Linked DNA regions of Homo sapiens: region 2 is linked to region 1. Evidence: chromatin loops called from intact Hi-C (ENCODE). Cell type or tissue: PC-9. All regions are shown on one strand. Each heading gives the region's core, and the rest is flanking DNA. Links, peaks and the distances in the headings are about the cores only.

What was found. Hi-C counts contacts between places; a loop is a spot of excess contacts. Peaks named below come from ENCODE experiments on the same cell type or tissue, not always from the same donor. Only the 100,000 strongest peaks of a DNase experiment are listed, where the experiment ranks them.
Region 2: it touches region 1 in a loop (3-fold over the local background); 4 of 110 quality-filtered maps call a loop at or near these places.

The regions. Positions count from the first base shown.
Region 1 is chr6:25,011,993-25,023,786 of GRCh38, reverse strand. It overlaps LOC102724765 (a long non-coding RNA gene), which reads left to right. Exons shown (of 2, transcript NR_187803.1): 2 at 8,204-8,835. It also overlaps a transcript of RIPOR2 not described here and the pseudogene ASS1P1. Among named protein-coding and RNA genes, the nearest start is that of RIPOR2, 82 kb to the right of the region's middle. In PC-9, for the core only: CTCF peaks have their summits at 5,611 (motif pointing right) and 10,398; DNase peaks (open chromatin) are centred at 5,696, 6,096 and 7,276; H3K4me3 peaks cover 754 bases; H3K27ac peaks cover 2,644 bases.
Region 2 is chr6:24,518,933-24,530,726 of GRCh38, reverse strand. It overlaps ALDH5A1 (aldehyde dehydrogenase 5 family member A1), which reads right to left. Exons shown (of 10, transcript NM_001080.3): 6 at 10,183-10,326; 7 at 7,802-7,960; 8 at 2,561-2,730. Among named protein-coding and RNA genes, the nearest start is that of ALDH5A1, 30 kb to the right of the region's middle. RefSeq lists silencers at 8,224-8,273, 9,643-9,692. In PC-9, for the core only: CTCF peaks have their summits at 5,541, 5,744 (motif pointing left), 9,378 and 9,580 (motif pointing right); no DNase peak of the experiment used is centred there.

The DNA of each region.
Region 1 (11,794 bases), core at 2,453-10,452:
CCAACGTCAACGATGGCTCCACCCACCCGACCTCCTTGGAGTTCTTCATGTACCTGAACGAAGTCGCGGACAAACACGGTGTGGGCTGTACTGACATCGTGGAGAACCGCTTCACTGGAATGAAGTCCCGAGGTATCTATGAGACCCCAGCAGGCACCATCCTTTACCACACTCATTTAGACATCAAGGCCTTCACCATGGACTGGGAGGTGTGCAAAATCAAACAAGGCCTGGGCTTGAAATTTGCTGAGCTGGTGTACACCGCTTTCTGGCATAGCCCTGAGTGTGAATTTGTCCGCCACTGCATCGCCAAGTCCTAGGGGCAAGTGGGAGGGAAAGCGCAGGTGTCCGTCCTCAAGGGCCGGGTGTACATCCTTGGCTGGGAGTCCCCACTCTCTCCCTACAACGAGGAGCCGGTGAGCATGAACGTGTAGGGTGATTATGAGCCAATTGATGCCACCGGGTTCATCAACATCAATTCCCTCAGGCTGAAGGAATAGGAATATCATCGTCTGCAGAGCAAGGTCACTGCCAAATAGACCCCTGTACAATGAGGAGCTGGAGCCTCCTCAATTTGCAGATCCCCCAAGTACAGGCGCTAATTGTTGTGATAATTTGTAATTGTGACTTGTTCTTCCCGGCTGGCAGCGTAGTGGGGCTACCAGGCCCCAGCTTTGTTCCCTGGTCCCCTGAAGCCTGCAAACGTCGTCATTAAAGGGAAGGGTGGGGGGCAGCTGTGGTGGGTAGCTATTAAATGACAATTAAAAGATACACTAGTAAAAAAAAAAATTGACTGCTCTGAAAACGAGTCTACTGGGCAGTGACATTCACATTTCTGAAATTAATGCATACTCTATTTGCATTTTCTCTTTTTCCTGTCTTCACCTGTCTTTGACAATTAGTAAATAAATCCCTAAACCTTATAAATATTATTTTGGGCTAGCCATGGTTGCACCATCATGTTTGTAATCCCAAAACTTTGGGAGATGGTGGGGAGAGGACTGCTTGAGCCCATGAGTTCAAGACCAGCCTGGACAACATAGTGGGACTCTATCTCTACAAAACAATCAAAAAATTAGCTGGGGTGGTGGCACACACCTGTAGTCTAGCTACTCAGGAGGCTGAGGTGGGAGGATAGTTTGAGCCCAGGAGTTTGAGGCTGCAGTGAGCCATGAACACAACCCACTCCAGCCTGGGTGACAGAACAAGAACCTGTCTAAAAAAAAAAAAAAAAAAAAAAAAAAAAAAAAAAAATGGAAGGTACCACATTAGTTATATGTGTTACGTTAAAAAGAAATATTTGTCCTTTACTTATGAATTAATGATTAAGCAAACTGTAGGTATATCCATACAATGAGATATGACTCAGCAATAAAAATGAATGAACTGAGGCATGCAACCACATGGATTATTCTCAAATGCATTATCCTAAGTGAAAGAAGCCAGACTCAAAAGCCTACATACTGTATGATACCACTCATAAGACAGTCTGGAAAAGACAAAACTATTAGGACAGAAAGCGAATCATTGGTTGCCAAGGGCTGGTTAGAGAGGTTGACTACGGAGGCATGAGGAAACTTTTTTCATATGATGTAACTCTTCTGTATCTTGATTGTGGTGGTGGTTACACTACTGTATACATTTGTTAAAACTGGTAGAACTATGCACTAAAAAGGGCTAATTTTACTCCATGTAAATTATACCTAAAAACAAATGTATCTAATCCCATCAAAGTGATGGGTTCATTTCTACATAATTACAGACCATTTTTTTTAAGTTTAATGTTTATCTTTCCCTTGGCACCAAGTTTCTCTTATAAACCAATTACTTGATCTGAAGCATTAAGGAATTTAGGAATGTTTCATGTAATAGGGTGGATTTCAATCTGGTCTCTCACTGACTCAGACTATAGACAAACTCCTCAGCTAAATGTTGGGACCCTCCACAGTCTTGTCACATTTGCCACAAATTTAATTTCCTTTTTTTAAAAGATCTTTTTAATTCTATAGGTTTTTTGGGAACAGGTGGGATTTAGTTACATAAGTAAGTTCTTTAGTGGTGATTTGTGAGATTTTGACCCATCAATCGAGGAGTATACACTGAGCCCAATTTGCAGTCTTTTATCCCTCACCCCCTTCCCACCCTTTCCCTCTGAATCCCCAGAGTTCTTTGTGTCTTTCTTATGCCTTTGCATCCTCATAGCTTAGCTCCCACTTATGAGTGAGAACATACAATGTTTGGTTTTCCATTCCTGAGTTACTTCACTTAGAATAATAGTCTCCAATCTCACCCAGGTCACTGTGAATGCCATTAAGTCATTCCTTTTTATAGCTGAGTAGTATTCCATCGTGAATGTATACCACAATTTCTTTATCCACTCATTGATCGATGGGCATTTGGGTGCCACAGCCTTAATTTCTATAATCCCCTTGCATCATCCTTCTTCTTAGAGCTGGTCTCCTCACTGCCTCTAGCACTCAAAGCTCATACCTTTTTTCATATAGTCACCCTGTCCAGAAATGCATTCCTTCTCCCTTTCTTCTGCCTCCTCCTCATCTCAGTTCTATCATCAATAAATACTCACGAAATGAGCACTGTCCTATATGCAAAGGAAATAAAGATTAAACTAGCTGGATGCAGTGGCTCACACCTGTAATCCCAGCACTTTGGGAGGCCGAGGTGGGTGGATCACCTGAGGTCAGGAGTTCGAGACCAGCCTGGCCAACACAGTGAAACCCCTTCTCTACTAAAAATACAAAAAAATTAGCCAGGCATTGTAGTGGGCACCTGTAATCCCAGCTACTTGGGAGGCTGAGGCAGGAGAATCATTTGAACCCAGAAGACGGAGGTTGCCGTGGGCCAAGATCACGCCACTGCACTCTAGCCTGGGCAACAGAGAGAGACTCCGTCTAAAAAAAGAAAAGAAAAGAAAAAAATTAAACTAGACATGAACCTTGTCCCCAAAGAGCTTCCAGGAAATAGAACTTATAATAGCATGTTAAAAGTTGTTTTGACAATATTATTTGTGAATTTTATTTTCTTTTATCTCATTGGGGCTATCTAATTTTGGACATTGAATACCTGTTTGGTAATAAGAGGGGAAGGCAGAGATTAAGGATTAATAAATGGTTTGGACTAGAGGTTTTCAGACTTTTGGAAGTGACAACTAGACATTAGGATATCAAAAATCAGAAATTGCCAGTATCAGAAAGGAACTGGTGGGTGGAGATACCTTGTGGAATCTCATTACAAATGGCAGATACATCCATCTTAATCTATGTTGATGCTCTCATTCACAGTAAGAATCAAGATGAATATCACATTGACTTATTGGATAGTACAGGGAAAATTTACTCTTGGAGAAGCCTAATTAATTGCAATGAGCAGATTCTAGAAGGAAAAATATAACCTATCTCAGGAAGGCTCCTGCATGTTTTATTTCAAATCCTGCTTAGTTCTGTTTTCATTCTCTAACTAAATCAGAAGGATCATTTGGCTGAGGGAAAAGTGTTCTTTTTTTTCTTGCACAATTTTCACTAACACATAAGGAGACATTCTACTTGTTTATTATAAATGACTTACTTGGTTTATTATTCCAACAATAGCAAATTAACATTGTCCAGAAAAACCTTTAATACTAGCTGATTTTTAATAAGACATATTGTGATACATAATACTGGAAATAATTTTTAAAGTAAAGAACTATACAAATGAGACATAAAAATATCCTGTAATCCCACTATCCAGATATAACTATTAATATTTTGAAGTATGACTTCCTAGTCTTTTGTTTATATACATATTATATATAATAGCTGGGATCACACCATGTATTCAGTTTTGGTAGTCTTCTTTCAATTAATGTAATATAAAAAATCCCCATGATAACAAGAATTCTTCAAAAAACTGGATTTTTAATATGGTAGCTACAGTATATTATCATACTTATTGACATCTTTTTCTTTTTTCTTTTTCTTTCTTTCTTTTCTTTTTTTTTTTTTTTTTTTTTTTTGAGACAGAGTCTTGCTCTGTTGCCCAGGCTGGAATGCAGTGGCACGATCTTGGCTCACTACAACCTCCGCCTCCCAGGTCCAAGTGATTCTCCTGCCTCAGCCTCCCAAGTAGCCAGGACTTACAGGCACGTGCCACCACGCCCGGCTAACTTTTTGTATTTTTAGTAGAGAGGGGTTTTTTTTTTACCGTGTTAGCCAGGATGGTCTCGATCTCCTGACCTCGTGATCCACCCGCCTCAGCCTCCCAGAGTGCTGGGATTACAGGCGTGAGCCACCGCGCCCCGCCGACCTCTCTTTCTAACTTTTCACTAGAATTAATATCTTTATACAATTATTAGCTATGTTCCTGATTATTTTCATAGAAAAGGCTGCTTTATGTTTGATCCTAGAGTATAAATCAAAGGGCATACGTTTTTTAAGGCTCCTAATACATATTGCTAAATCGCCTTCCTTGAGAGTGGTAATAATTTCTCCTGAGAACATTACAGTATGCCTGCTTTCTTAACAACTATGCCACATATTAGAGTATTTATGTTAAAAACATATGCATTTGTCAAATGTGGGACCATCTGGGCATCAACAAGAATAATGCTTGCAATAGATTAAAATACATCAAATATAAAAATCTATGAATTCCTAATGAAACACAAAACATCACTGCTCACCTTTGAAGGTTGCCGGACACTATTTTGTTATTCTAAATATATATTTTAAAGAGATTGATCACATATTTGTTCTTTCTTTTCTGTTTGAACTGTATTTCAAGCTAACTAAATAGATGATGAGAAAATCCCAGCTAATAGGTATATGAGTAACAATAAAACTTATACCATCACTATTTTGCAGTCCTCATGAAACAATGGATGGAGACAATGATCATCAATAGATATCCAAACTCTCAATGAAAAGTTATTGGGGAACTTTATAATAGAGGATTCCAACTGACATTACCTCTACCCACAAATCAATCTTAATATCATGATAAGTAGGACAGCTAGGCACGTGCTTCAGGATTTGATTAATATAGCATCATAGAGTATCACCTATTATCTTGCCAAAAATAGAACTGGGATTTAATAAAATCTAATCGAGATCTTACTACTAGTTTATAGGAAATGTAAGGAATACAAACAAGTTAAACATATTGGAGGAAGCAATTCGCGCAAACCAAAATGTGGAAAATTCTACAGGGCAAGTGATAAATTTTTTTAATAAATAAATACATTGTGTTTGTTGGAAGGGGTGAGGGGTATAATCAAACAATTGGTTAAGGAGCGTTCTATATAGAAAAAACATCTGCTTTTAAAAAATGGAGAAAGAAAAACTGGATAATAAAATCTTATTTATTACCTATTTGAAATCTAATAGTATTCAATGAATATCATATACAAACTCTTTTTTGGTGGTAGATTATTCTGTATATGAGTGGGTTTGCTTCTGTCAAAATTTAAAACATTTTCTTTATGTTTCTGATTTTCCAAGAGGAACGTATTTCAGTTTGCTCTTTTCATGTAAAGCATTAGGAAGAAGTCTTCTGAGCTAGCCAAGATACTGCGTTTGAAATTGCAAGGTCAGTTCAGGCACTCTGGGTAGTAACCATCAGGTGGCGCCGCTCTACAGCTTTTCTAAACCCAACATGAAACCCTTCAGACTTTGAAATAAGCAAGGAGGTAAGAGCAGTCACAGGAAACTGATACAGTCACCAAATACTTAAGCTCAATGCTATGGCTTTCCTAGGTGATATTACGAAATTGCTTGTATTTCTATGTTCATCCTACCTGTTGTCATCCCTCAGTACTTAGAGATTTTAAGCAGAAACGTGTTTTAACTATTCTACTAAGAACCAAAATATCAATGTTGAACTTCCAAGAGAATATTTCTGTCATAGGTGTCCTGAAGACTTTACAGAACTTTTCATTTTCCTTTTGAAACCAATGCAAGCCCACTGGGCTGTGCCAGGGTCCACACTCCCTCACTTTGCTGATTCCTGCATTCCCATCTGTCAAAAAACTGTTGTGAGCTAACCTGAGCTCCCACACCGCAGCTACCACTCTCCTGGGTCAAAATACAAGAACAGTGAATCACAACCTGGCCCTCTGGGCGTTTACCACTTGGTTACTCCTGAACAAATTAGAGAACAAGTAAGAACTAAAACTGAAGGGCACTGAATAGGGGTGATAGGCGTGGCCAGGTGAGACCAGAGGGCCGGAAGGACTTTGTGGAAGAGGGGACACCTGAATTAAGTCTTAAAGAAATGGGTTGATTTGAATACATACCAAAAGTAAGAAAATCTGGGGAGCATCAGCAAATGTGTGCATAAACTGCGAACTCAAAGCCTGTAAGCAGGCAACAGAAAAAAGCAGGCGATCTAGATGTAAGACAGTAAAAATGGGGGAGGACTGTGGCAAACAACCGAGCTTTTGCTCTGCCTAAATGGCATTTATGCCATTTTTCTTTTGAGACAGAGTCTGTCACCCAGGCTGGAGTGCAGTGGCGCAATCTCAGTTCAGTGCAACCTTTGCCTCCTGGGTTCAAGTGATTTTCGTGCCTCAGCCTCCCAAGTAACGGGGATTACCTGGCTAATTTTTGTATTTTTAGTAGAGATGGGGTTTCACCATGTTGGCCAGGCTGGTCTTGAACTCCTGACCTCAGGTGATCCACCCGTCTCAGCCTCCCAAAGTGCTGGGATTACAGGCGTGAGCCACCGTGCCGGTGCCACTTCTTTTAACACTGTTCCAGTCCCTACCTCCCCACAAAGTGTCTGCCAGCTGGCTGCATGCTGGTTTGCAATCTCTGGGAGAGGCTGGCTACTTTCTTTAGATCTTTTGTTTCCCTATGTTATCAACTTACCATGTCTAAGTGAAGCACCCAGAATGTGAATCCCCTAGAAGATATATACAATGAGAGGATCTTTCTCCCTAGGTTTTATTCCTGGAAATTTTTAGAAACCCAGAACTAAAATTGGAATTAATAAATTTTTCTAATTATGAGATAGAAAAGCAGAAGTAACAAGAGTTTGAAATTTTAATGTCAGAACTTTTTTGAAGAATGTTCATAATTATAGCAAGGGAAGAAGTGATGAATCAGTTAAGGGAACTTTATTATCGCCAGACACAAGACTTTTGTTGTGTGTTGCTTGTGACGCTAACTCCATCTCTAGTTACTTAATGTTCCCAGATTCGTGACTATTTTGTCATTCAAAGATCAAACATTTCATTTTCCTTCCTTCTCTTTCCTCTTAGGTGTTTCAGCAGCAATTAAGTCATGCTGTGGAATGCTTAAGTGCAGTAACAAATGTCATGAAAACTGAACATACAGCTAATTTTACTTCTCATGAATAGAGTTCCTGTGGTTTCACTTCAAGACTAATGGAGGGGATGCATTCCATCCTTATTCTCTACTTTAAATCGCTGAGATTAGCTTCAGGGATCCAGCTTCCATTCAGCCTAAATTTTTCAACATTGTGGGCTTATTCCATATAGTTCTGATCTCTTGTTGATGCCCTGGGCCTCAGGAACTACTGGAATGAATTGTTATTTTTTATTCATTTTTAGAACTGCATTTTTAGGACGGGGAGTGGTGGCTTATGCCTTAATCCCAGCACTTTGGGAGCCCGAGGCGGGTGAATCACCTAAGGTCAGGAGTTCGAGACCAGCCTGGCCAACATAGTGAAACCCCCGTGTCTACTAAAAATACAAAAAAATTAGCTAGGCATGATGGCGCCTGCCTGTAGTCCCAGCTACTCCGGAAGCTGAGGCAGGAGAATGGCTTGAACCCAGGAGGTGGAGGTTGCAGTGAGCCGAGATCATGCCATTGCACTCCAGCCTAGGTGACAGAGTAAGACTCCTTAAAAAAAAAAAAAAAAAAAAAAAAAAAACCAAAAAACCTGCGTTTTTAAGGGGAGGCTTTCCAACCATGATTAACTTCATTTTCTGTAGGTCCATGAAAGACCTCCTCCTCCTTCTCCACCTCCCTCTACAATATATGAGTATTTTCTCCACCTCCCTCTACAATATGTAAGTATCCTACCAAACCTCCATGAAAAGGTAAAGAAATGTACTTTGGAAGGAATAAGCAGGAGAGGGACTTCCTTTATTTCCCAATTACTATAATACTATTTGGCATCAGTTAGTAAACAGGGTTTGAAAAGGAAATGAGGATTTGGTAAAAGTGACTGAATTGTCCCACAGTTTTTACAGAGTCAAGAGGATCCTATGAATTTCCCACTGGGTTAAAAATATGACACAATCCAAGGAGACAGCATACCCAGTAGTGCCGTGTAGACTGTCGTAAACACCGTTTCACCAGGCTGCACAGATGATGCTGCTCTTCCCTTCACCTCCCATCCTGTCGAAAAGGTTTTGTTATTTTGTGCTCATTTCAGAAGCTGATGTGTAAATGGTGTGTATTTCTGTTGCCATGACAACCCAGCAGCAATTGGCCTGGGCTTCTTACCAGAGTACAAATGTGCTCTTGACACGATGCTTATCAGACTTTGCCAGACAATTTTCCCTCCTGGATTCACACAAAAGGTTTCGAAGACTCCTAACTGCATTTAGAGGAGAGACAGGCTGAAATTTCGCACTTGGCTCACATGAATGATGAAGCTCTAAAGCTCTGATCCCCTGCTGAAGTCATCGTGTTCTAGTCTATCATTTCAGTACTCTGGGGGCAACTCTGTATAATTAAAGAGGACCAAGTATAAATGTGGCAAAAAAATCTTGCTGGCTACCAGAACTGGGCTTTTGTTGATGTTTCATGTGACACATAACTGTCTCTGCATTTAATAAAAGGTCACTGTGACTGCCTATGTTCTTATTCATATTTTGGCTCGTCAAATTTGTGTGTAGGTGCCATACCAAGAGAAAAACAAAACCCAACAATGCAAACAAACTGAATGATCCCTCGGGCCCTTCTCACACACTCGTGGGCTCTGTTTTGTGTCCTTGTCCCTAGTGACCAAAAAATTTCAACTCATAATAATTTGTGCCATGTTACACACAACTTTCGATCATTTAGGGATGGACTGTCTAAATTTTGGAGCTCTTTGGTGCCTTCATTTCTCCTCCTTGTCCTTCCCACTACTGCTGTATCTGCCATTTTGCCAGCATCTCTTTCAGAGGGCAAATAGAGGAAATGAAACACACATTGTTTAATTTGACACTTATTAGCACCCCTCCAAAGGCTTTTATTAGGACAATGGGAACTAGTGAAATGACTTGTGGGGATTATCTGTGGTTCATGCCAACCCTGTTTCCAGAATCATGTGCAATCTTTAGTTGGCTCTATTTCGAAATAGCTTCTATTAGTTATCTCATTATTTCGATAAGGTAGCTCATGAAGTCAAATAAATACCAGCTGCTTCTTTAAAAAGAAATCTTTGTGTCTCTCAAAAAGTGAGAGCTATTGAGATGTGAGGTAGAAAAGGCTACAGGATATTTCAAGGTGATTGTAGTTTTGTTTGGATCCTACTTACCAGTTGCAAGTTGACCCATTGAAAGGAAAATTAACTACATTAGGATTCAGCCACAAATGTCAGCCGTGTCTTCAAGCAAGCGGTTTAAAGCTCACGGATTTCAGTTCCCTCATCTGTAAAATAAGAAAATTTGACAACATTAATTCTAAGGTCTGCTCCAGGCCTAAAATTCTGTTTCCCTCTGGGAATTCTGGAAAACCTAAGCCCCAACCTTGCTGATGCATTTTGATAAATTAGGGTTGAAAAATACGAGGGGTAACCGTAAGAGAGAATCATCCAAAAACCCAAAATCAACATTGAAGCCACTTCCAGTCCTAAATTTTTGGCCTGCTTCCCAAAACTTCCCTCTACCTCCATCTCTTTACCTAACTCCTCACTCCATAATCTTTTAAAATAAAAAGGCAACGAAGAAAGTGCAAGTGTCTGGCTTGAATTATTAGCTTCCTTAAATTCAGTGTGCCTATTGTAGAAAGGACTTTTTTACATGGAGTGGGAGACTGAACTACAGGAACTCCAAGCACCATTTCAACACTCACTTTCTGATTTGAAAATTTGATATTAATTATACAAAAGAGCCAGTGCAGAGAACCCCTATAGGCCCAGGTCACAAACTTGTAGTATATCAGCCCACAGATGTTTTGTTTGGCCCACAAATATGATTTACATTTCCGTTAAGTTTGGTTGTCAGCATTTAAAACATAAAGATTTTGCATGAAAAAAAATTCAGGTGTTCAGTGTCTATTTGTAAAACTGGCAGAGCTGATGAAGGTGGGCTCACCTCCCTACAGTCCCCTGATGCTCAAGGGGCCGCCCCTTCAGGCAAAGCAGGTGCTCCCCCTTCAGGCAGAGTAGGTGCTGCCCTCCCAGTATACCACAGTCCACACCCCGCTATAGCCTCATTCATTCCCCCTGCCCTACACTGTGCACAGGGGAGTTGCAGATGCTTGACTTACTGGCTCCTCAAGGAACACCCGTGGTCTTCAGACCACCACTGAAGAATCACTGTTCTGAAAGAAAAAAAAAATCACTGACCTTTCAGAAAATACATCCTGAGAATTATCCAATCAAACGTTAGAGCTTCTTTGGGGAGATCCATGCTTATTTAATGATGTTTTAAAAACAAAGAAAAGAAAAAAGCAAAACAGCAATCTGAACATCAATGACAGCTGTTCAGTAGGTGGGATGCTATTTTTGCTTATTCTAATGAACACAGTGTGCCAGACAGCATTCTGCAGATGCTCACCTCTCTGGAAGAAAAAGGAAAAAAAAAAAAACCCAGAGATGGAGTGCTATTTAATCAGACCACTCTCTGATAAGAGAATAACTAGTGATCCTGGCCCCCCATCCCCTCCGTATGGAGGCAGGGATTGTGCAATCTGTTTTTTTTTAAAACAACTTTGTTGAGATGTGATTCATATACCATAAAATTTGACCTTTCAAAACATACAGTGGTTTTTAGCATATTTGCCAAGTTGAGCAGCCATCATCACTATCTAATTGCAAAATGTTTTCACCACTGCAAAAGGAAACCCGGTCCCCATTAGCAGGCACTCCTCATTCCAATCTCCCCTTCCCCCAGCCATAGGCAAGCACTAATCTACTCTCTATCTCTATGGATTTGTATATTTTGGATATTTTATATAAATAGGATCATCTGATCATAAGTAACATTTTGTGTCTGATTTGTTTCAATTAGCATAATGTTTTTAAAGCTAATTTATTTTGTAGCATGCATCAGTACTTTCATCCTTTTTATAGACAAATTATATTCCATTGTATGGATAAACCACATCATGTTTACCCATTTTCTCTATTGATGGACATTTAGGTTGTTTCTTTTTGGCTATTATAAAAAATGGCACTGTGAACACTTGTGGACAGGTCATTATGTGTATATATGTTTTCATTTTTCTTGGGTTTATACCTAGAACTGAAATTGGTGGATCATATGGTAATTCCATATTTAACTTCTGGAAGAACTGCCAAATTATTTTCCTCAGCGGCTGAATCTTTATATTCTCATCAGCAATATATGAGAGCTTCAATTTCTCCACATTCTCAAGAACATATGTTATTATATTATCTATCTTTTTTAGTTTAACCATCTTACCAGGATCTCATTATGGTTTTAATTTCTATTTCCTTGATGACATATGACTCTGAGTATCTTTTCATGTGATTATTAGCCATTTGCATATCTCCTTTGGAGAAATGTCTATTCAAACTGTTTACCCATTTTAAAAATTTGGTTATTTGTCTTTTTATTGTTAGTTTTAAGAGTTCTCTATATGTTCTGGACACAAGC
Region 2 (11,794 bases), core at 2,132-10,131, 490 kb after region 1:
AACACCAGCAGCCTCTTCTCCCCAACCTATTCCAATAGAGGGAACTGCAAAATACCCCAGCGGAAAGGATACTTGGGGTGGAGGAGTGGCACTGAGACTGGATTTTAACACTAGAGCCATCCTCAGTGAGGCTCAACCCTTTGCCCTCCAAATGTATGAGGAGCACAAACCAAGGCCTAAGCTTTTTACCACAACCCATGGGAGATATTACAAGCCAAGGCTGCCGACGGTGCAAGGGGTTAAAGATGAGCTCACAGGGAAAATTACAAGATGTCTGAGGAGCTCTGAGACTAAGAAAGATAAAGCAGCACAACCTATACCACGGGAGACAGAAATGGTGGAAGAGAATAAAAATGTTTTTTTTAAAAAGGAAAAATAGCCACAGCAAAGTAGGGGAGAATAATGAAGCAGGAAGAATCAGTTATGGGGAAGAACCCACTGGAGATATCAGGGATGGGAAAAACAATTGTTGAGATAAAGATCTTGGTGGGTGGGATGGAAGCCAGAATGAGTATATCTGAAGAATGCATTAATATGCTGGCAGATGAGGGGAGGGACTCGCAGAAGGCATCAGGAATGAATCAGGAATGAAGAGATGGAATGAAGAGACAAGAGAACTAGGGCACAGAAGTAGAAGTATCACAATAATAGACTACTTGGAAGGCTAGAAAAGCATAAATGAAAGGAAGAAGAATATCTGGAAAAATAATGACAAAAAATTTTCCAGGACTAAACAAACCTGTTAGATATTAATGAGCTGGGCATGGTGGCTCACGCCTGTAATCCCAGCCCTTTGGGATGCTGAGGCGGGTGGATCACTTGAGGTCAGGAGTTCGAGACCATCCTGGCCAACATGGCGAAACCCTGTCTCTACTAAAACTACAAAAATTAGCAGGGCCTGGTGGCGGGCGCCTGTAATCCCAGCTACTCAGGAGGCTGAGTCAGGAGAATCGCTTGAACCCAAGAGGCAGAGGTTAAACTGAGCTGAGATCGCAACACTGCACTCCAGCTTGGGTGACAGAGCGAGACTCCATCAAAAAAAAAAAAAAAAAAAAACCCAAACCAAAACAAAAAAACCGTATTAAAGATATTAGGACCTCAACTGAAAAACCTCACTGTGTGCCATACCAGATAGTAAAATTTAAGAACATCAAAGATCAAGAGAAATTCTAAATGTTTCCAAAGAGAAAAAATAGATTTCTTTCAAAGAAGCAAGAATCAGATTTCTTGGCAATAACCCTGGATAAAAGTAGATAAAGAGGCCGGGCGTGGTGACTCACACCTGTAATCCCAGCACTTTGGGAGGCTGAGGCTGTTGGATCACTTGAGGTAAGGAGTTTGAGGCCAGCCTGGCCAACATGGTGAAACCCTGTCTCTATTAAAAGTATAAAAATTAGCCAGGTGTGGTGGCACATGCCTGTAGTCCCAGCTACTCGGGAGGCTGAGGCAAGAGAATCGCTTGAACCCAGGAGGTGGAGGTTGCAGTGAGCCGAGATCATACCACTGCACTCCAGCCTGGATGACGGAGTTAGACTCCATATCAAAACAAAAAACAAAAAAAAGAAAAAAAAAGTGGATAAAGGAGTAATATCTCCAAAGGGTTGAACCTAAAATTTTATCCAGGTAAATTATTATCTACTTGTGAATGGGAGATAAAAGACCACAAAACGACACAGAAAGTTCATGTCCTATGGAGGCCAATGAAAGAATCCTTTGAGGTATAATACATTAAGAAGGAAAATGAGTTCAGGTCTGAGCACGGTGGTTCATGCCTGTGATCTCAGCACTTTGGGAGGCAGAGGCAGGCGGATCACTTGAGGTCAGGAGTTCAAGAACAGCCTGGCCAACATGGTGAAACCACATCTCTACTAGATTACAAAAAATTAGCCAGGCATGGTGCGCGTGCCTGTAGTCCCAGCTACTCGGAAGGCTGAAGCACGAGAATCGCTGAGATCATGCCACTGCACTCCAGCCTGGGTGACAGAGCAAGACTCCATCCTCCATCTCAAGAAAAAAAAAAAAAAGAGTTCAGCAGAAAGTAAGAAAAAGTAAATTAAAGAATTTGAGGCCAGGCATGGTGGTTCACTCCCATAATCCCAGCACTTTGGAAGGCCAACGCAGGACTACCTGAGGTCAGGAGTTCGAGACCAGCCTGGCCAACATGGTGAAACCCCATCTCTACTAAAAATACAAAAAATTAGCCTGGTATGGTGGTGGGTGCCTGTAGTCCTAGCTACTCTGGAGGCTGAGGCAGGAGAATTGCTTTAACCAAGGAGGCAGAGGTTGCAGTGAGCCAAGATCGCACCATTGCACTGCAGCCTGGGCAACACAGTGAAACTCCATCTCAAAAAGAAAAAAAAAATAGAATTTGATAAATTTTATGGTCCAAATAAGTTATGATTTTTTTAAAAACCCATAAATTGCACTCTGCTCTTCAATGGACTCAACACAACTGTCTGCCTCCTGGCCAGACCTCAAAGCAGCCCAGGAATCTCTTTCAGGGTTTCCTATGTTCTCTTCTATTCTTCCTCCCATCTCCCCGCTGGCTGGAGGATCTTACTTGATAACTGGTGCCAGAGGCCCGAAAGTCTCTTCATGAGTGCACAGCATGTCCTGGGTGACATTGCACAGCAGGGTAGGCTCAAAGAAATTTTTTCCAAGTTGGTGTCGTTTTCCACCTGTCACAACGGTGGCACCTTTAGAAACGGCATCATTCACCTGTTTCTCCACCTGTGTAATGAGGAAGAAAAAAAGCTTTCCACATGATACAATCTTTTAGAATGTTTAAACTGCAGAAAACTATAACTAGTTCCATTTTTTTTTCTTTTTCAAAAAAAGTAGGTTAACAATAAAGCATGCTGGTTTCCTTTTGTAGAAGGAACCACATTTGCAGAGATTCAGAAGCAAGAGTGCCACCTTCCTCCTTGGTCTTTGATATCTTCTAGCTGTTTGATCTTCCTATTTGTTGAATGGTCTAATATATATTCGCTTCTTTCTAGGCCTGCGGCTCAGCCGTTTGCTTGGATTTGCTTTCATTGCATTCTGCGGTTATTTCTAGCTTCTTGGATCCCATGTTGTCCTATTTCCTGAACTGAGTTTTTGTTGCTTTCTGACACACATAATCTCAAGTAGTTGTTATTTATTTATTTGTTTTTGAGATGGAATCTCGCTCTGTCACCCAGGCTGGAGTGCAGTGGCATGACCTTGGCTCACTGCAACCTCTGCCTCCCAGGTTCAAGCGATTCTCCTGCCTCAGCCTCCCGAGTAGCTAGGATTATAGGCACCCACCACCGCGCCCGGCTAATTTTTGTATTTTTAGAAGAGACAGGGTTTCATCATCTTGGCCAGGCTGGTCTCGAACTCCTGACCTCGTGATTCACCCGCCTTGGCCTCCCAAAGTGCTGGGATTACAGGAGTGAGCCACGAGGCCTGGCCAAGTAGTTGTTTTAAAAAAGATGCACTGGATGTGGTCTAGTTTCTGAATTTTCATACACCAAGTTTCTGGTGTTTTGTACTCCACCTGATTGATAATTTGCTTGAGTACAGAATTCTGATACAAAATAACTTTCAGAACTTTGAGTGCACTTCTCCACTTCCGGTGTTGCTGAGGAAGTTTGAGCCAAAAATGGTTCTCACCCTTTTTCTTCTTGATAGCTTTTTCCTCTCTGAAATCTCCTAGGATCTTCTATGCTCTGATATTCTAAAATTTTAGCAATACTATATATATATATATATATATATATATATATATACACACACACATATATATATATTAGATATATATATAGAATATATAGTAGATATATATAGAATATATATATAGTAGATATATATATAGAATATATATATAGAAGATATATATATATAGAATATATATATATAGAGAAGATATATATATATTCCCTTTTCATTCATCCTACTTGGTAAGCAGTGAAATCTTTCAATCTGCAGAATAATTATTTTCCCCTAACTCTGAGAAGTTTCCATCTATTATTTACTTGGTAATGTCACTTCCTCCATTTTCCCAATTATTTCACTCCAGAACTCCTACTACTGGACGGGTATTAACAGGAGTTCAGATTAGTTCTGATTTTTTTTTGCATTTCTATTATATTTTTTGCCTCTCTATAGTTTGCTTTAAACTCCATAAGATCTCCGAAATTTTATCATCTACTTCAGGTACCGAATCTTGTGACAGTCATATGTCTAATTTCTACAGACTCTTTGTTTTCATTGCTTCATTTCCTAGAACATACTTCTTTTTTTATTATTATTATACTTTAAGCCTAGAACATACTTCTTATTAACAGTTTACAGATGTACTATCTTCCCAAAACTCTTGCAGGACACTATGAGATTTTTAGAAAATTTCCTTCCAGTTCCCTAATTTATCTGCTTCCTTCAGGGACTATTCTGTTTGTTCTTCCTGACCTTTCCTCTTATGTGCTGGTGGTTTTCCCATCATGATCCTTGGTTGTTCATCTTTCTGAATGAAGGACTGAGTTGTCGAAACTAACCTGGTCAGCTCCTTCTCAGCTCCAGCAGTGTGTTTGGGGGACACACACACACACAAGGACTGGGTTGATCAATTTGGGGATGTGTGGCATGAGTGGTCTTTGCTGTTTTAAGCTTGGGTTTATTCTAACTTGCAGGCTTCACATAAGGGCAGCTCCCTTCCCCAAAAGGCAAAGTCGAGAGAGCCCTACCCTGAGGTACCTAGCCTCGCTCTTGAAGCTGTAGTCTGCCTAGATACCTACTATATTTCTTCAGAAAAGCTGTCCTGCCCAGAACAAATGCCTCTGCTGTCTCATGTGTCTTGGTGGTGGTCGTGGTGAGAAGGGATGGTGGGAATGACCCAGAAAATTGTGCAGAAGTAGAATCAACCAGCTTCATCTCCTCCCCTCCTCCTATTCCTACTTTCTGTAGCCACCAATTCTAGAAAGGCTCTGTCGTTTAAAATGGCACCAATTTCCTCTGCAGGGTTCCCCTGGGTAGACCCATCTATTTTGACTTCTGTTTTGACTTCTGTTTTGTTGCTCAGGCTGGGCTGGGGTGCACTGGTGCGATCTCTGCTCACTGCAACCTCCGCCTCGTGGGTTCAAGAGATTCTCTTGCCCCCGCCTCCTGAGTAGCTGGGACTACAGGTGCTTGCCACCACACCTGGCTAATTTTTCTTTTCTTTTTTTTTTTTTTTAGAGATAGGGTTTCACTGTGTTGGTCAGGCTGGTCTCAAACTCCTGACCTCAAGTGACCCACCCGCCTCAGCTTCCCAAATGCTGGGATTATAGGCGTGAGCCACTGTGCCCGGCCCTCAGCTGAATTTTCTATAGGGTTTCAGGAAGGTAAATATAGGTGTGAGTGCATTCTGTCTTTGAGACTGACTCTTTTGAAATCCATGCCCCTCCTGCAATGCTCTCATAGTGCATCACCTGCAACTAATCCCCATCGGCTAGGATGGCTTACTTTCTATGAATTTTATATTATAAAAATAATTCTACTTAACAAAAATACCCCCTTCCTCCCCAAATATAATCTGCTCTGCCCTTTTCTTGTCATATTAATGTGAGATGCAGTGTTTTTTTCCTAGAACCCACTCTATGACAGTATGTACACTAAAGCCAACACAATGAAGTGTTTTTAAACAAGGTGGTTTCCACCAAATTTCTCTCCAGCAAAAAAGAAATCTCGCTGTCTGCTTGTTTGAAGTCCTGGCGTACAGCACCATCTGGAGGACAATGTCTGCGTCTTCCCTTTGGGGAAAAAAATCTTCAAGACAGAGTGGTTTCCCAGACTGGCTGCAAACTAGCATCATACTGGGGCACTTAGAAAATGCCAATGCCTAGGCTGACTACACATAAATTAACACCTAGTCTTCTTGGATGGGTCCCAGGCAACTGTAGTCGATAAAGGCACGGTGTGAGTTAAGGACCACCACTCTAGGACTTGAACCACAGCTGGCCTAGACCCAAATTGCCTTCACTAGACAAGTGAATACCCCTGCCTTGTCCCCAAGGTCCAAAGTCACCTCTAAAATGCAGGTGGTTCCAATGTAAATTTTAATGTATTTTCTTTATCTAGAGTAATCCCAAGACAGTAACTAGAAATTTATCAGAGCTCTGTCAAACCTCGAGGCTTCCCTGGGTTTCCCAAGGCAATGGATGTGGGTTCAGCTGAGTTGACTGCCCACGGGGTGGAGGCAGCCATGGAGTCAGGGCTTGGTTCTCAGGCTCTGAGGAGGTTGAGGAACAGCGGTGGGGCTGTGCTTCCCATGATGAGTACTGACTTGGCTGTCACTTGCTTCTGGTTCTTCAGTTGCATCCAGGGGCTGGCTGTGCCTCCACTGTGTGTCTCCCTCTGACCACCTCTCCTCCCTTCTTTCCCACACACAATCTTCAGCTTCTACTGTCTTCCTGATTTAAAATATTCCGTTAAAACCATTTCTGGGTAGGCATGGTGGCTCACGCCTGTAATCCCAGCACTTTGGGAGGCCGAGGCAGGTGGATCACCTGAGGTCAGGAGTTCGAGAGCAGTCTGGCCAACATGTGAAACCCCAGCACTACTAAAAATACAAAAAGTAGCCAGGCGTGGTGGTGGGTGCCTGTAACCCCAGCTACTCGGGAGGCTGAGGCAGGAGAATCAATTGAACTCAGTGGGGCGGAGGTTGCAGTGAGTCAAGACTCACCACTATACTCTAGCCTGGGCAACAGAGCGAGACGCCGTCTCAAAAAAAAAAAAAAAAAACACAAAAAACTGGATGTTTGATATTACAAGAAACTTTCTTGTGACTCCAAAATGGATTTTTTTAAAACAGTAGAATAAGGAGAGAAGTCTCATATAGCTAGTAGTATGGATTATAACATTTTTTTAAACAAACAAATCTTTCCTAAAAGCAGTTTCCCCTCAATATCTCTAAATCCTGAACGCGGCATCTGTGATTCTGCACCCCCGGCTGGGATACTTTCATGAAGGACTGTTTTAGACAGGGATTTTGTCATCAAGAGAAGAAAGAACAGGACAACATCAGCATTACAGCCGAAACGCAAACCATCTCAAAACCAAGCCAGTCTTCCATTCCATAGGTGTTCCAAAAGATGAATGAACTTTGTCTCAAGATCCTAATTGCTGAGGCAGTGAGGGATAGAATTATCATCACTATAACAAAATTTAGGGAGGACAGTAAAGAGCTACAGTGACAGACCGCATGGGGACTTGGTGCAATGGCAGGGCTATAGCAGCTCATGACCAGACAACAACCCGATTCATATAACTGGTAGGCAGAATTCACTTTTCTCAGGTTTCTCCATTGTTTACAAAATAGGCTTGCTGGGCACTTTACCAAAATGACTTTTTTGTTTTCATTTTTTTTTTTTGCCTTTTAACATCATTTTTTTTAGCTATTATTAATTTTTTACTTATTTTAACCTTTGTGGTTTTTGTATGAAAACATCATTGAAAATTCCATTCGATTCCATGTATAGATGTAGATCTCTCATACTCTATACTCTAATCAGGATAGTTAGCACATCTATCGCCTCAAACATTGATCATTTCTTTATACTGGGAACGTTCAAAATCTACTCTTCTAATAATAGCTATTTGAAAATATACAATACATTGTTGCTAATTACAGTCATTCTACAGTGCTGTAGAACACCAGAGCTTATTCCTTCTGTCTAGCTGTAATATTCTGTCAACCCACCCCTCTCTATCCCCACCCCTCCAGCCAAAGTGTTTTTTGCTGATTAAGCTTTTCATATTGAAACCATGAAATTTACTTTCACAAATAATACAATATACTTACCTTTTCTACCGCTTTTTCATTAATTAATGGGCCCTGAGTAGTTCCTTCCTCAAATCCATTACCTACGCGCAGGTTCTTCTTCATGGCCTCGGCGAATGCTTTTACAAAGGCATCATGGATGCCCCTTTGCACCAAGAATTGGTTTGAGCAAACACAAGTCTGGACAGGAGACAAAAACAAACCCACACAGTCTGTCAGAAGCTGCAGACCTGACCAGTGAACGTGTGGCTGCTACCGCCTCTCTGTGAAAACACTTCCCTCGGTGGTTGTCATGTGCTCAAACTGCCATTTTCCTCCTCACGTGGGCTTGGCCCCAAAGATAAAAGCACTGAGTCAGTGCATGTTCCCCTCCAGTTCCCTCCACAGCTGCTATGCTACACAGCTGCTATGCATCAGTGATTAGTTGGCAATAAGCACCTGTACACACACACACACACACACACACACGAAAGAAAAGAAAAAAAAGCCACCCAATCCATGTTTTTTTCAAATGGCTTTTATTTTGTTTCCCTGGGGGGTGGGGAAAGAGTGCAATTCTCCTAGGAGACTGTGATGCTGCAGCAACAGCAGAGGCTAAGAGGAATGTGGTCCAACACCAACTTATAGTCTTTTGTTTTGCTGACACAGGGTCTCGCTCTGTCGCCCAGGCTGGAGTGCAGTAGTGATGAGTTCACTGCAGCCTTGACCTCCAGGGCTCAAGTGATTCTTCCACCTCAGCCTCCCAAGTAGGTGGGACTATAGGCACTTGCCACCATGCCCAGCTAATTTTTAATTTTTTTTGGCTGGGCGCAGTGGCTCATGCCTGTAACCCCAGCACTTTGGGAGGCTGAGGTGGGTGGATCACCTAAGGTCAGGAGTTCGAGACTAGCCTGGCCAACATAGTGAAACCCATCTCTACTAAAAATAGAAAAATTAGCTGTAGTCCCAGCTACTCAGGAGGCTGAGGCAGGAGAATCTCTTGAATCCGGGAGGTGGAGGTTGCAGTGAGCTGACATCATGCCACTACACTTCAGCCTGGGCAACAGAGTGAGACTCTGTCACACAAAAAAAAAAAAAAAAAAAAAAAAATTGTAGAGACAGAGTCTCACTCTGTTGCCCAGGCTGGTCTCCAACTCCTGGGCTCAAGTGATCCTCCTGCTTTGGCCTCCCAAAATGCTGGGATTACAGTTCTGAGCCACCATACCTGTCCCCAAGTTGTAGCCTTACAGTGTAATTGATGGTAACATATATTGACATTTTGTATTTATGAAGGAAAATATACTTATTTCAGACAAAACCAAGCTTATTTAGGTTATGTGGAAGGGAAAAACTTAATTACCAAAGGCCAAGGCAAGGATGAAAATTATTTGATAGAGAATATCACACATTTCAGTTTTTTCACAATATAACCTTTCAGGGATATTTACTCTGTTTCTAGAATGCATTTAAAATTACATATTGATGGTACTTTTAAGATGAATGCTTAAGAATATTTAAGAAGGCAGGACCCTGGCAGCAGCTTGGATAGAACTGGAAGACAGGAGCCTTGGCTCAGAGTCCCAGCTCCTCAGCAGATTTGACACTGTGGCCCAAAGACGTCTGATCTCTAAGTCACTTTTTCTTTCTAGAGTTTCATTTCCTCATCTCTAAAATGCAACGTTTGTAGAGCTGATAACTGTGAAGGTCCCTGACAGATCAAATATTCCAGGATTTCCTAGGAAGACATGAGCTCAGGCCTCTGGTCTCCCAGGACAGCCTGGATGCTCCTCTAAAACACTGCTGGCGTGGGCCTGTGCCCTGTAGAGGGCACCTCTGAGGCTCCCTCCATCTCGGGACAGCGAGGCCCCACTGGGTCATAGCAGGCAACAGGGTTTTGAGTTATTCCAGCCACCACCCTCCTCAACATTTTCTTACTTTCTTTCCCTTGGCCTCAGAGACCCCAATTGTTCAAGGCTGTTCTGTGTCTGAGGAGATTATATCCGTTCAGTAGAAAAAAGATCAATGAAAGAAAACTATAAAAATAACCAGATTAAAAGGATAGGGGAAAGAAGAAAACAGAGAACAATTTGACTAAAGGACATCTGCTGTTCAGAAAATTATTTGAAGCCAGGGACTGTACCTTATTTTGGGGGGGCCCCTCTGAGCCTAGTATAACCCTGGTAATAAAAAGTAAGGCATATACTAAATATTTGCTGAAAGAGTCAATGAATAAAGAATGAATAATGGAAGGAACCCAAAAGTTTCCTTATGGGATATAAGGCAGTAGAGGTGGTGGGATCTTTGTAACACACACACACGCACACACACACACACTCACATGCACACATATCACACACACACACATACACACACTCACACATGCACACGCAAACACACATCCTGAAATACTCTCCAGGACTCACCTGTCCAGTGTTCCTAAATTTAGATGCCATGGCCCCTGCTACAGCCTGGTCCACGTTGGCACTGTCAAATACTATAAATGGAGCAAGGCCGCCCAGCTCCATAGAGACCCTTTTCACAGAGTTTGCTGCGTGGTGCAACAGGATCTGTGAGCAGAGGAGAGAAAGCTGTGAGCACAGAAATCCATTACCAGGATTGTTAAGCCTTTGTTTAAAAAAATTACCAAATGGTGAAAAAAGCAAGGTGCACAGTGGTGTACATGGGATAACTTTGCATAAGAAAACGGAGAAATAAGAATATATATTTACATTTGCTTGTATTTGATAAAGAAACATTGGGAAGAGGCTGGGTGTGGTAGTGTGCACCTGTAGTCCCAGCACCTTAAGAGGCTGAAGTGGGAGGATTACTTGAGGCCAGGGGTTCCAGACCAGCCTGGGCAGCATAGGGAGACTCCATTTCAAAAATTAAATAAATAAATAAATTAGTAAAATAAACACTGGGATGACAAGACACTAAAAGTCATTATTTATAGAAAGAGGGAGTGAGTCAGGGTTGGGGTAGGGTGAGACTTGTCATGGTAAACATTAATACTGTCTTAATTTTTCAACCATATAAGTAAGTGTTTATCTATTCAAAACAATTATATGATGGGCTTAAAAATCATAGAGATAAGAAAATAAAATCACCTAGAATCCCACAACCCACAGCTTACACTGATAACATTTTAAAGTACATCCATTTAGAATGTAGCCATGCAGATTCAGGTACATGTACATTTAAAAAAAAAAAAACAGGATGGTATAATTATATAATTATACCGTTTCGTAACCTGCTTTATCTTCCCAATGAATCACATATTTGGGACGTCTATCTTAAAATTTTCATAACCCTTTATATCTTGCTCCTTTAATGTAACACTCTAATGTGAAGATCCTCTTGTGTCAGCACATATGTTTCTAGAACTTTATTTATTATTATTATTGAGATGGAGTCTCGCTCTGTTGCCCAGGCTGTAGTGCAGTGGCGCAATCTCCAGTTACTGCAACCTCCACCTTCTGGGTTCAAGCAATTCTTCAGCCTCAGCCTCTTGAGTAGCTGGCATTACAGACATGTGCCACCACACCTGGCTAATTTTTGTATTTTTAGTAGAGATGGGGTTTCGTCATGTTGGCCAGGCTGGTCTTGAACTCCTGACCTCAAGTGATCTGTCTGCCTCAGCCTCCCAAAGTGCTGGGATTACAGGTGTGAGCCACTGTGCCCGGCCTAGAACATTCCTTTAGATGCTTGCATAGTATTCCACTGCATGGCTCTTCTGTAATTTATTTATTCAGGCCCCATCTGTTGGACATTTAGGTTGTTTCCATCCTTGCCATTAAAAAAACGCTGTGGATCGCGCCACTGCACTCCAGCCTGGGCTACAGAGCGAGACTCCATCTCAAAAACAAAACAAAACAAAAGACAAAAACACTGTGATGATTCTGTCAGGATGAACATGTAGAATTGCTAGCTCAATGTATAATCATAAGGCTTTTGGTACCTATAGCTATTATAGTTTAAATATCCAGTAAGAGATTTCATAGCCTAAGAAGCTGCTTAGGGATGTTTAAATGCTTT